2 separate regions of the Homo sapiens genome follow, and region 1 is linked to region 2. A link is a contact called in ENCODE Hi-C data. All regions are on one chromosome and are shown on one strand. Each heading gives the region's core, a stretch centred on a gene start or an enhancer-like site at or near the end of the contact. The rest is flanking DNA. Distances are from core to core; before and after follow the strand shown.

The links. Hi-C counts contacts between places; a loop is a spot of excess contacts on that map. Pooled maps may share reads with other maps.
Region 1: a map of naive thymus-derived CD4-positive, alpha-beta T cell shows a loop between it and region 2 (2.7-fold over the local background). The contact joins the promoter of ZNF23 here to the promoter of PHLPP2 in region 2. A Hi-C loop is called at or near these places in 1 of 168 maps with a recorded cell type or tissue (naive thymus-derived CD4-positive, alpha-beta T cell) and 11 of 50 pooled maps.

Annotation. Positions count from the first base shown.
Region 1 is chr16:71,458,939-71,464,366 of GRCh38, reverse strand. It overlaps ZNF23 (zinc finger protein 23), which reads left to right and starts at 2,120. Exons shown (of 5, transcript NM_001381984.1): 1 at 2,120-2,157. It overlaps LOC124903709 (a long non-coding RNA gene), which reads right to left and starts at 2,055. Exons shown (of 2, transcript XR_007065105.1): 1 at 1,075-2,055; 2 at 1-434. RefSeq lists enhancers at 2,002-2,161, 2,432-2,521.
Region 2 is chr16:71,722,556-71,728,261 of GRCh38, reverse strand. It overlaps PHLPP2 (PH domain and leucine rich repeat protein phosphatase 2), which reads left to right and starts at 3,561. Exons shown (of 19, transcript NM_015020.3): 1 at 3,561-3,933. RefSeq lists silencers at 136-205, 3,988-4,957 and an enhancer at 4,723-5,224.

The DNA of each region.
Region 1 (5,428 bases), core at 871-3,370, 260 kb after region 2:
GGAGGGCATGTCCCTTGTCTTTAAGGACACAGCATCACATTTTCTTACAGCCTGTTTGCCAGAAGTTGGTCACATGGACACACTTTGCCTTAAAGAATGCTGGGAAATGTGTGCTTTTTCCCTGAGCTGTCATGTCCCTTGCTAGAGATTCTGTAACCTTATAAGAATGGAAGAACAGGGGCTGACAGACAAGAACTGATCTCCATCTCTCCAGACCTACCATAGAGCTTTTGAAACTTGGTTTGTGCATTATTATCTCATTTTTCTGATATGTCTGAAGTAGGAGTAGGAGCTTTGTGGTTATTTAGAGAGCTTTATTTTCTCAACTGTAAAATTAGGCAATGGGTTTATGATGCAAACATTTGGGGCCAGCATTTATGTGATCTGATTCCTTCCTATTTCTTTCAACAAGTCCTCACTCCTGATTTCTGACCCTAGAAAGAAGTGAAAACCAGAACTTATTGACAAGAGCAACGTAATCCCCAGCTATTACTCTGCCCAATCATTTTCTTAATGAACTCATTTTGGAAAACAGTGAAGATCAGGGTCAGGGCAAGGCAGAGAAGGGCACCTGGCCATGGTCACTGTCAAGGTCCAAGGCATAAGACATATCCTACCCTTGGGGACACACAAAGTAGGCTTCTGCCTAAGAGTTAGGGCTGGAGCCTTTGGACCATTGTCAACAACAAATGTTTATTGCTCTCCTTCTTTCTGCCAGTTATTCTCTAGCTGAGGATGATGATGTTGAACAAGATAGATACAGTGTCTGTTCCCTGCAGCCACCAGAGAAGACAGACATATAAATAAACTATCACCATTAAGTAAGTACACAGTGCTGTGATGGCACATAAATGAGTGTCCTGCCTTATTCTGGGTGATGAGGGAAGGCTTGCTTCCCATGCAAAATGGGATTTGAGCTCACACTTCCAGTAACAGTCAAGATGGAGGGTAGGAATGGGAAGGGAAGGGCATTCTAGATTTAGAGAACAGCATTTTTAGCATGTAGGGCTGAGGTAGAGTCAGGGAATGAATGGGAGTGATAAGAAGCCACAGAGGCAAGTGGGAGCCAAATACCAGTCTCCAGTGCAGCAGCGTTGGATGGATCAGAGCTGGAAGGAAGAAAAGCCCACATTACCAGGGTTAGGGGGTGTGTGAGGGGGTGGGGATTTTAAGGGTCGTCCAATCCAGTGGCATTTAGTACTGTCTCCCTTCCCCCAGGGCTCATTTTGGAATTTTATGGTAGGTATTTTGTTATATTTGGTGTCAGTGGTAACATTGCTACTAGCGTTGTGGATAGGAGCCAGGATCCTGCAATGTACAGGACAGTCCTGCCCACTGAAAAAATGTTCACACTTTCAAATGTCTTGCTGAACATTCAGGTAGGTGAAAATTCTATTTCTAAATTATCTGAATCTAAACCTGTTTTCTGGATAAACATGTATTTTTGCACAGTTTTAACATACACTGATCTTCCAGGAATGTAATTATTGTATAATCAAGAGACGATTGTCCTGTGTTTCATTCAGAACTTCACGAAAACATGTTTGCCATTTTGGATCATAATTTTGTGACTTTTGCAACAATGTAAGTCACAGCTTTGTGGCTGTGGCACTCAGACAACGTCTATGTGTAAAGGCGACCACCTTATTAGGTCTCCTGCAGCAGCCAAGACCAAACACATTGAAGTATGTGTTTTTAAACGACAGATGACGGTCCTCTTTTTTTTCTCTTTCATTACACTTAAGGCATAACATTAGTTTTTAATATGTAGGTGTGTATGTTATGTATGATTTTCTAGGCCATTATATATGAATATCAGGTCAGGAGAATAAGATGGACATTACAAACTATTTGTTAGAAAAAGGGGGCATTGGGTGTGACAGCGCGCCATCCACTGGTCCATTTCCAAGACTCCCACACGTGGCTGCACCTGCAGCTTCACCTCCCCGGGCTGGGTCCCCGCTTGGCTCTGATTCTTACCTGCCCCATTCCCCAGGGGTAACAGTCACCGTGGGCCAGACCCGAGCTAGCCGACAGGGATGCGGCCACAGCTGGCCGGGCGTGACCACCACCGAGGCGCAGCGACCTTGCTCCTAGAGAGGCCCGGCCGCCTGGTGACGCACTTCCGGCAGCGCCGGGGAGCAGTCCGCTACGGAGGTGAGTGCAGGGCTCCGGGCGCTGTGTGCCGTGCCCTGTCCCCCAGGCTCTGGGTCCGGTTGAGACGCACTCCCACCCTGGGTGCTGCAGGGTCTCCCGTGGCCTACGCTGCCAGGAGGCCCAGGCTGGGAGAGGGAGCAGGGCGGCGGCCCGGGGTGCTCTTCCGCGCTCCTCGACTCCAGCTTTGGTCTTTGTGGCTCAATAGCTTGCGCCCATTGGAAGGGGAAACGCACGTTGCTGTCCCAGCCACGAGGCCCTGAGCATTTAGCACTTGGTCGACGGGGGAAGATGTGTCGGTGCAGCTAAAAGATGGAATATTTGCGGGCGTGAAGCGGCCCGAGGTGATACCACAAGTCTTTTGACATGCTGAGGTCTGGCAGGAACATTAACCTATGTGCATCCCGAGTATGGACCGTGTGCTCCCAGGCTCCTGACATAGGGTCATGAATTAGGGCCGAGTGGGAGCGCAGAGCCCCTCCCAGTCACCCGGCAGCAGAAGCAGCCCGGCTTTTGGAGGACATTGTCTCCTGGAGCAGTGTCAGTCCCAAAAGGTAACTCAGCCCTGCTTCTCTCGGCTCAGGGTTGACAGTGACCTGGGAATGACTTCTACAACGTAATTACGAATTCACTCAGTTTTAGAATATATTTAGTAGTCTCAGAATCGCTAATTCATACCCCCATGAAAAGCAAATTTACTACCTAAAGTACAGTACTTGGATACAGGTCTTTTTGTCTTTACTCTTATGGTATTTAGTCAAAATACTGTTTTCCAAAGTTGCTTACCCCTTTTCTTTCCTACCACTTAAGTGTGGTTATGTTCACTGTAGTATAGTTAAGCACATTGGCTGTTCTTTGTATTACATTTTGGGTCCTCAATTTCACCCCATCCTTGCTGGTTTATATATTTATTTAAAATATATATTTATATGTTACATATATAGTAGTAAACATCCATGAACACACCACCCAATTAAGAAAGAGAAGATTGCCAGTACTGCTGAATTTATCAATGTGTTCCTCCTCCTCAACCCAACTCCCAGCCTCCAACCCCTAGAGGTAACAGTTATATTGACTTTTGTGTTAATTGTAGCCCTGTTATTTTAAAAAATAATTACATATGCATGTATCTGTAAGCAATGTACTTAAATTTTTTTTTTGAGCTTCATATAAATGGCACCATTGTGTGTATAAGTCATCTGGGACTCGCATAATTCAATGTTAAGTTTCCAAATTCATTCTGTGTGTAGCTTCTGGGTAATGTTCCATTGTAAAAACTGTATGAAAATTTATCGATGTATTTTCAATGGACATGTGGGTTGTTTTCAGTGTTTTGTTATTAAAATGTGCTGATAATATTTTTGTACGTACTTCCTACATATGAGAGTTTCTCTAGTGTGTAAGTTTTTAAAATTAGGCACAAATGTTGAATTATGTTAAACATCTTTGGCATCTGTTGAGATGGACAGTGTGTTTATCTTTCTTTGATTTATTAATGTGAAAAATATACTAATTAGTATCTTCGTGGGATAATCCTACTTACTCATGATGTATTTAATGAACTATTGGAGTCTATTCCTTGATAGAATTTTTGCATTAGAATTCATAAATGAGACTGGTCTGTAGTTTTTGCATCAGTATTGTGCTGGCACCATAAAAAGAATTGGGAAACTTACTTTGCTGTGCTCTGCTACGGTTTACATAGTGTTAGAATTACTCATTTCCGAAACATTGAAAGAATTTGCTCATGACACATCTGAGCTCAGTGTTTTGTGAGAGTTAGTTCTTCACTGGCCATCTTGGTTTAATTAGGTAAAAGTAATCAAGGATTATGTAGAAAATCTATATAATGTCATAACAGGAAAAAACCTGGAATCGTATTTAAAAAAAAAAACTATCCCCTTGGGAGGGAGCCAAGAGACCAAAGAATGCCTTGGACGAGTCCAGCTTGGCAAGTAGATGAGTTTATTAGGACTTACATACTTACTCCTGGATGGCAGCAGGACAGCTTTAGAGACCTGTGATGCCCCTCGTCTCTAAGTACTTTTTAGAGAATTTTCTGGCTGTTTGCCTACTGCATTTAAACGATGAGACTTTTCTTGGTAGGTTCTCATATACTTTCTAGGATGTTTACGTTCTTGCAAACACCTGCTCCTCTGCTGAGCCCCATGGTCTTGACTCACTGCCCGGTCTTCAAGGTTCAGGCAGCAGGTATACACCCTTGACTAGCTGAGCGGGGTAGCTATCACACTACATATGTAATTGGTAGAGTTGGTTTATTATCTAAAAATGGAGTTGTATATTCTCCCATCACAGAATAAGTTTTCTCTTTAAACACCAGATAATATATTTTTTTAAATGGACATGAGTCACAAAAAAACCCTGAAAAATGTGTAAAGTAGAAGTTAGTAGATTGGGTTATATAACCATCATGCAATAAAGCCAGAACTTATAAACAGAAGAAATTAGCAACAGTAAACTATCCTAAGCAATTACTAGGTCAGAGACAAAACAGAATTGCTGACTGACTATAAAACAGTAATTAAAACATGAAATATAAAAACCTCTGGAATGTGGCAAATAGTGTATCCCAAGGAAAATTTGTGGCCTTATAGGCTTTAATTGCCAAATAGGAAGAATGAAAATAAATGAATAAGTCATGCAACCTCAAGAAGGTGGGAAAAAAGCCTTTTGTAGTCTAAGCTTCCCCAAAAGCAGAACGTGGAACAAAGATTTGTATGTAGGAATTTATTTAGGAATATGGTCACAGGGGCAGAGTGAAAGACAAGGGGAGTGAAACAGAGATGGGAGAACTGGTACAAGGATGCATTGGTATGCTCGGCCCTCAACAGGCTCTGCCTTGCAGGGCGTTTGAGGAGCCTTGGAGTCTTAAGGCTGCCCCGCTGGGGGATCGACGGGGAAAACATTTATCCATTGGTTTCTCTCCCCTATTGGTCAAGGGGGTCCCACAGGTGTTAATGCCTCTGCACTTCAGGGCCCAGCAGGTGTCCACAGGTGTCCCACATAGGACACCAGAGAAGCCCCAGGGCAGGAACCAGGCATAGGTGATGTAGGTCCTTGTGAAGGTTCTGGTAGCTTGCAGCTTCACAAAGCTGACTAACCTCTGTAGAACTGGACTGAGGATGGGATAAGAGGATTGGAGTGGTGCTTACACTGCCCCTTACAGAGCTGAAGGAACAAACTAAGAGCAGAATTAGTGAATTTAAAACAAATAGAAGAAAGTAGTGTTGCTCAACTAGAAAAGCTGGTTCTT
Region 2 (5,706 bases), core at 2,312-4,811:
TTGCTATGTTGCCTAGGCTGGTCTTGAACTCTTGGCCTCAAGCAATCCTCTTGCCTCAACTTCCCAAAGTGCGGGGATTACAGGCGTAAGCCACCGCACCTGGCTTGTCTTTTTTTAAGACAGAGTCTCGCTGTGTCACCCAGCTGGAGTGCAGTGGTGCGGTCACTGATCACTTCAGCTTTGACTGCCCTGGTTCAGGCAGTCCTCCCACCTCAGCCGTTCTAGTAGCTGGGACTACTGGCATGCACCACCATGCCTGGCTAATTTTTGTATTTTTTTTTTTCCTTTGGTAGAGACAGGGTCTCACTATGTTGCCCAAGCTAGTCTCAAACTCCTGGGCTCAAGTGATCCACTAGCCTCTGCCTCCCAAAGTTCTGGGATTACAGGCGTGAGTCACTGTGCCTGGCTGTCAACTCTGTGTTTTGGAGGTTGGTAGCTTTAGGTTTTCTGTTATTCTGATGATCCCTGACAGTCCCTTGATTGAGAAAGGGGAGAGTGTGATAGTCCCGATTGAAAAGGGGAAGGGTGTAGGCCCTGGCAGTTATCTAGTTTATGCAGAAGTGCCCTTTGGTACTGTTTGATAAGCAACATTTCTATAATCTTATGTATGAGTTAGTTAAAATTCATAGTTGTTTCTAATATTAAATTTAGTTGGCACCTTCATGTAATTAGAGGAAAATAGAAAAGTTTAGCCAGTAATAGACATTTAACAATACAACAAATAGTATTCAGATCTGAATTTCAATTCAGAAGCACCAAATTAATTTTTATCACTTTTAAGGGTTTTCTATCCTATGTCTTCAATTGTCAATTCAATTGTCCCCATATTTGAAAAATATCAAAATGTTCACAGAAAAATTCTCCAAACTTTGAAGCTAGGTAAACACTGCCTGTTTATTTGGAACCAAAATTAGGAATATCCAAATCTGCTTAACCTATTGGTAGAATAACAAGGGATTTAGGCCCAAAGATGACTTTGTGGATCACTGGAGTGCGTACTAGATATAAATAAGTAAATATAAGTCTCATCTGCTTCCTCTCCCAACATCTGATAGGCATGAGCTTCCCTTCTCCAGACTTCCCATTTTGTAGTGAAGATCTGGAAAAGCTCCTGGCATAAAGAAGGTGTGTGCGTGTGTACATACCAGAGAGGGGAAGCACAGCTGCTACAGGAAGGAGACAGAAAGGAGAGATCATGATGACTTCTCTGTCTCTTGGTTTGAGCTAAACAGTGATTTTTGTAATGATGAACCTGCAGTGAGGGCAGATGGATTTTCGCACAAAAAAAATCCCAGAGGAATTTATTTTTAGGGTTAGTCTCAGCTGTTTACCATTTCCAGAAATTGTAGTTACATAACCCTTGGCATACATAATGCACAGTGCCTTGAACTGGGGGAGAACATCAATATGTGACCTTTGAAACAAAGTATAAAATGTTAATGGCACTACATGATTTGAAAAAAATCAACTGGTTGTCACTACTGAATTGGATCTTAAATCATGGGAACCATTAAAGGTAGTTACATCATAAATTAGCCCCTGAAACTTTTGGGCGGATGGGTTTTTTTTTTTATGTTTTCCCTTTTGAAAGAGGAACTACTGTTGCCAGAATGAAGAAGTAAATAGCAATGCTTATGCCTACTATCCCTTTAATTAAACAATTATTCACCACTGCTGTTCCCCAGCATGAGCTGAAACTTTAGTTCTGCAACAAGATCTTTCCTTTTTGTGTAGTCAGTCAATAAAGAGCTTCTACTCATGAAATCTGGAAAAGGTAATGTATAATGCCTCAAGAAACAGACTCTTACAGCCAGGTGTGGTGGCTCACACCTGTAATCCCAGCATTTTGGGAGGCTGAAGTGGGCGGATGGCTTGAGCTCAGGAGTTCGAGACCAGCTTGGACAATATGGTGAAGCCCCATCTCTACAAAAAAAATGCAAAAAGTAGCCAAGCGTAGGGTGGTGCTCACTTGTGGTCCCAGCTACTGGGAGGCTGAGGTGGCATGATCACCTTAGCCCATGGAGGTTGAACCTGCAGTGAGCTATGATTGTGTCCATACCGTACTCCAGCCTGAGCAACAAAGCGAGACCCTGTCTCAAAAATAAAAAAAATATAAAAGGCTTTTGAAAAACACTTTTTTTTTTCCTTGAGACAAGAGTCTCCCTCTGTCACCCAGACTGCAGTGCAGTGGCGCGATATCTCGGCTCACTGCAACCTCCACCTCCCAAGTTCAAGTGATTCTCCTGCCTCAGCCTCCTGAGTAGCTGGGCCTACAGGCTCGTGCCCCCACACTGCCTAATTTTTGTATTTTTAGTAGAGATGGGGTTTTGCCATGTTGGCCAGGCTGGGTTCAAACTCCTGACCTCAGGTGATCTGCCCGTCTTGGCCTCCCAAAGTGCTGAATTACAGGCATGAGCCACTGCACCCAGCCAGAAACACTTGTTCTAAACCACATTTTTTTCTTATCACTGCTTGCCTGCCCTTGTTAAAATTTGCTTCTGTCTCCATATTGGTGCCTATTGCTTATATACCAGTTTTCTTGTTGGGAGAAATTACCCAGTAAGCACTGAAATGGGAATCCAACTACTTTGAGTACCTTTCCTGAAAATAATTTCAAGGTGGAAGGAAAATCCAGGAGGTGGATGACCTAAGAGTTTTCTCCCACCTTAAACCAGACTCACAGTGACAAATCGTTTTTAATGCATTAAAATGAGGCCAAGAAATGAAGATTACTGGAGATTGGAATTTTGGTATATACAAAGCTAACTTGTGAAGGGAGAAAGTAGGTCAGAAAGGGGTCGGAACCTGCAAGAGCCAAATTTGGTCCTGGCATTTAAAATATCTCCAAATGGATACATATCTCAGATGGGGGACACAGACTGCTCTGTTAAATCTAAAAGTCTTGTACTAAGCCTGCAATTATTCTAGACATACAGTTAGTCTGAATGAGGCAAACTGAAGCAATGGATAATAGGGACAAAGGGTCCTGCTTTGTCACCCAGGCTGGAGTGCAGTGGCACGATCTCGTCTCACTGCAACCTCCGCCTCCCGGGTTCAAGCGATTCTCCTGCCTCCACCTCCCAAGTGGCTGGGATTACAGGCGTGCGCCACCCTGCCCAGCTCATTTTTTTGTATTTTTGGTATAGACAGGGTTTCGCTATGTTGGTCAGGCTGGTCTCGGACTCCTGGCCTCAAGTAATCTGCCTGCCTTGGCTTCCCAAAGTACTGGAATTACAGTTCTATGAAAGTGAAGAAATTACTGTTTTTTGCTGTCTAATTCCTTACAAGTTGCTTGAAGATTCAACACCCTATGTATGAGGGGAAGCCCTAAAAATCTGGAAGTCTAGAAGCCTTCCTAGGAAAATTTAGGAGGAATCGACAGAGTACTTTTCGAGAAACCGATTGGATCTTCAATTTAGAATTTTGGAATTATAATGGCTACTATGGATCCCCACTATACGTTAGGCACTTTGTATGCACTAAATCTTCATCATAACTACTTGGCAGATTTTAATCTCTTTCTCACAGCTTAAGAACGAAAGGCTTAGATCAAGTAACTTGCACAGGGGTATAGATCTAAAGAAGGGCAGAGGGGAGATCTGGAAACAGGCTGGCTGACTCCAAATTTGGCCCATTGGCAACAAAACTACTATCACTGCGAGAACGAAAAGAAAAACAAAACAAAGAAAAGAAAAGAAGTTAACTTTTAAAAGTTTTTTTCTGAATCAGCCTTGCAAATAAATCATAAACCGGGTCACAGGCCATATTACTGCTTGAAGCAGAGCACCGAATTCTGATAATTTTGCTCCAGGAGGAGGCAAGGGAATTAAAACATGGCTGGGAGGTGAGCGGACGTTTTGTACGAGGTTGGGTTGAATTTGCTTAAGAAGGTCGCACGCATCTCTGATAAGGAAGAGAAAAGGCCTTGCCAAGGTGAGTATTCTCAACAGTTCGTTCAACGGCTTGGCAGGTGAGGGAAGTTACAAGAGCCACCCTGGCGGAGGGCAGCGTCTTGTCACAATTGACAGGTGCCGGCGCCACCTGCTTCTTTCTCCCGCGGGTTTCTTAGAGGGCGGGGAAAGCAGCAAATACCCCTCCTTGCGCTCTAGTCCTCCAAGCCTAGGGCGGCGGGCAGTGGAGGCCCAGCGCTCTGCGGTGGTGCCAGGTTCCGCCACGCGGGCCGCGGCCGGAATGCGGCTCGGTGGCGCCCGGGCCACTCGGCGCCGGCAGCTGCTTAGGTCCAGCGGGGCTGCGGGAGGGGCGGAGCTGGCGAGCCGCCGGAGGGGCGGAGCCGGCGGGCCGCGGGGGGCGGGGCCACCGGTTGCTCGCGCGCGCCGCCGAGGCTCCGCACGCCGTCGCGCGGGCCGGGCGTCTCTGTGAATCCTGGGTCGCCGATGGGGGAGGTGGAGCCGGGGCCCGCGGGCCCGCTGGAGCCCCCGGAGCCGCCCGAAGCGCCCGCGAGCCGCCGGCCGGGAGGGATCCGGGTCCTGAAGGTGAGGAGGCGGATGGACCAGCGAGCGAGCGAGCGGGCGAGCGGGCAAGCGGACTAGGGAGGGAACGAGGGAGGCTAGAGGCCGCTGCCGCCCCCGCCCCGCGCAGTGGCTGAGGCAGTCGGCGGCCCCCGCCCGGCGTCAGTCAGTCGGCCGCCCCACACCCGGCTGGGGACGCCGAGGCCTCCGCGCCGCGCCCGCGTCCAGGCCTCGGCGCCTCGGTACCCCGCTGCTGCCCATCCCTGGCCGCGCGCCGCCCGCCTCGCAGGCCCACGCCTTTGGGCTGCGGGTAGCCGCCGCCCACCCGGACCCTTCGCCGCCCCTGCTTGCCTCGCCGCGCTCGGGGCCCGGAGGCCGGCTCCGGAGGGCTCGGAGGGCCGCCGGTTCCTGGCACAGGAGCGGGGCTGGAAGTACGCAGGGCTTTCTCCCCTCCCGGACACCTGAAGACATCACCCCAGCGGGAGGATGGCAGCGGCGATTGGCCGGCGCCGCGGAGGGTTCGGGGCCAGGCCGGGTGGAGCCGGCTCCTCTGCCCTCGGGGCTCGCTACCCGAGGTGCCAGCCGGCAAGGACGACCCGCCCAGCTTGGAGAGAGAATCCCCGCTGGAGCTGCGTCGCGGGGACTTGCTGGGCGTGTTGCGGAAGGGAGGAGGGGCCGGGCCGAAAGGGGCATTCCTGCTCCCGGGAGCGGGGCCGACTGCCGAGGGAGACGGAATGGGGGAGCCGTTATGCAACAGGCAGCTAGCGGGGCTTCTTGGCAGGAATTGGGGGAGTGGGAGGATATGAAAACAGATGTAGGCAAGAGGGGAGTGGAACCTTGAAGGTGATGAGAAGTAAGTTTACGAAGGAATGCACAAGGTAGGGTGGCGATAGTGGGGAGGAGAAGATGGTTAAAGGGAGGGGTTGTGGGAGGCTGACTGGGTGGAGTTTTTTACTAGCATTTGAAAGAGTTGCAGAGAAATTTTTCTGTAGGTCAAATACGTAAACTAGGTGTCCTTCCGCAGGTGGAATGGAATTCCTTCTAGAGTTCTACATGAGGAATTCAGGATATGAAACTTGCCCAGTAGAAGGATGGAAAGGAAAGAAAATTTAAATTTGATGTGTTTCAAAAATACATTGCAAAACAAAACGTATGATGTTAAAAATCCTTTAGTAGTTTATTGGGATTGAGGTTCAGCAGTATTTACATGTTATGAAGGTTAGTACGATGTTACAAA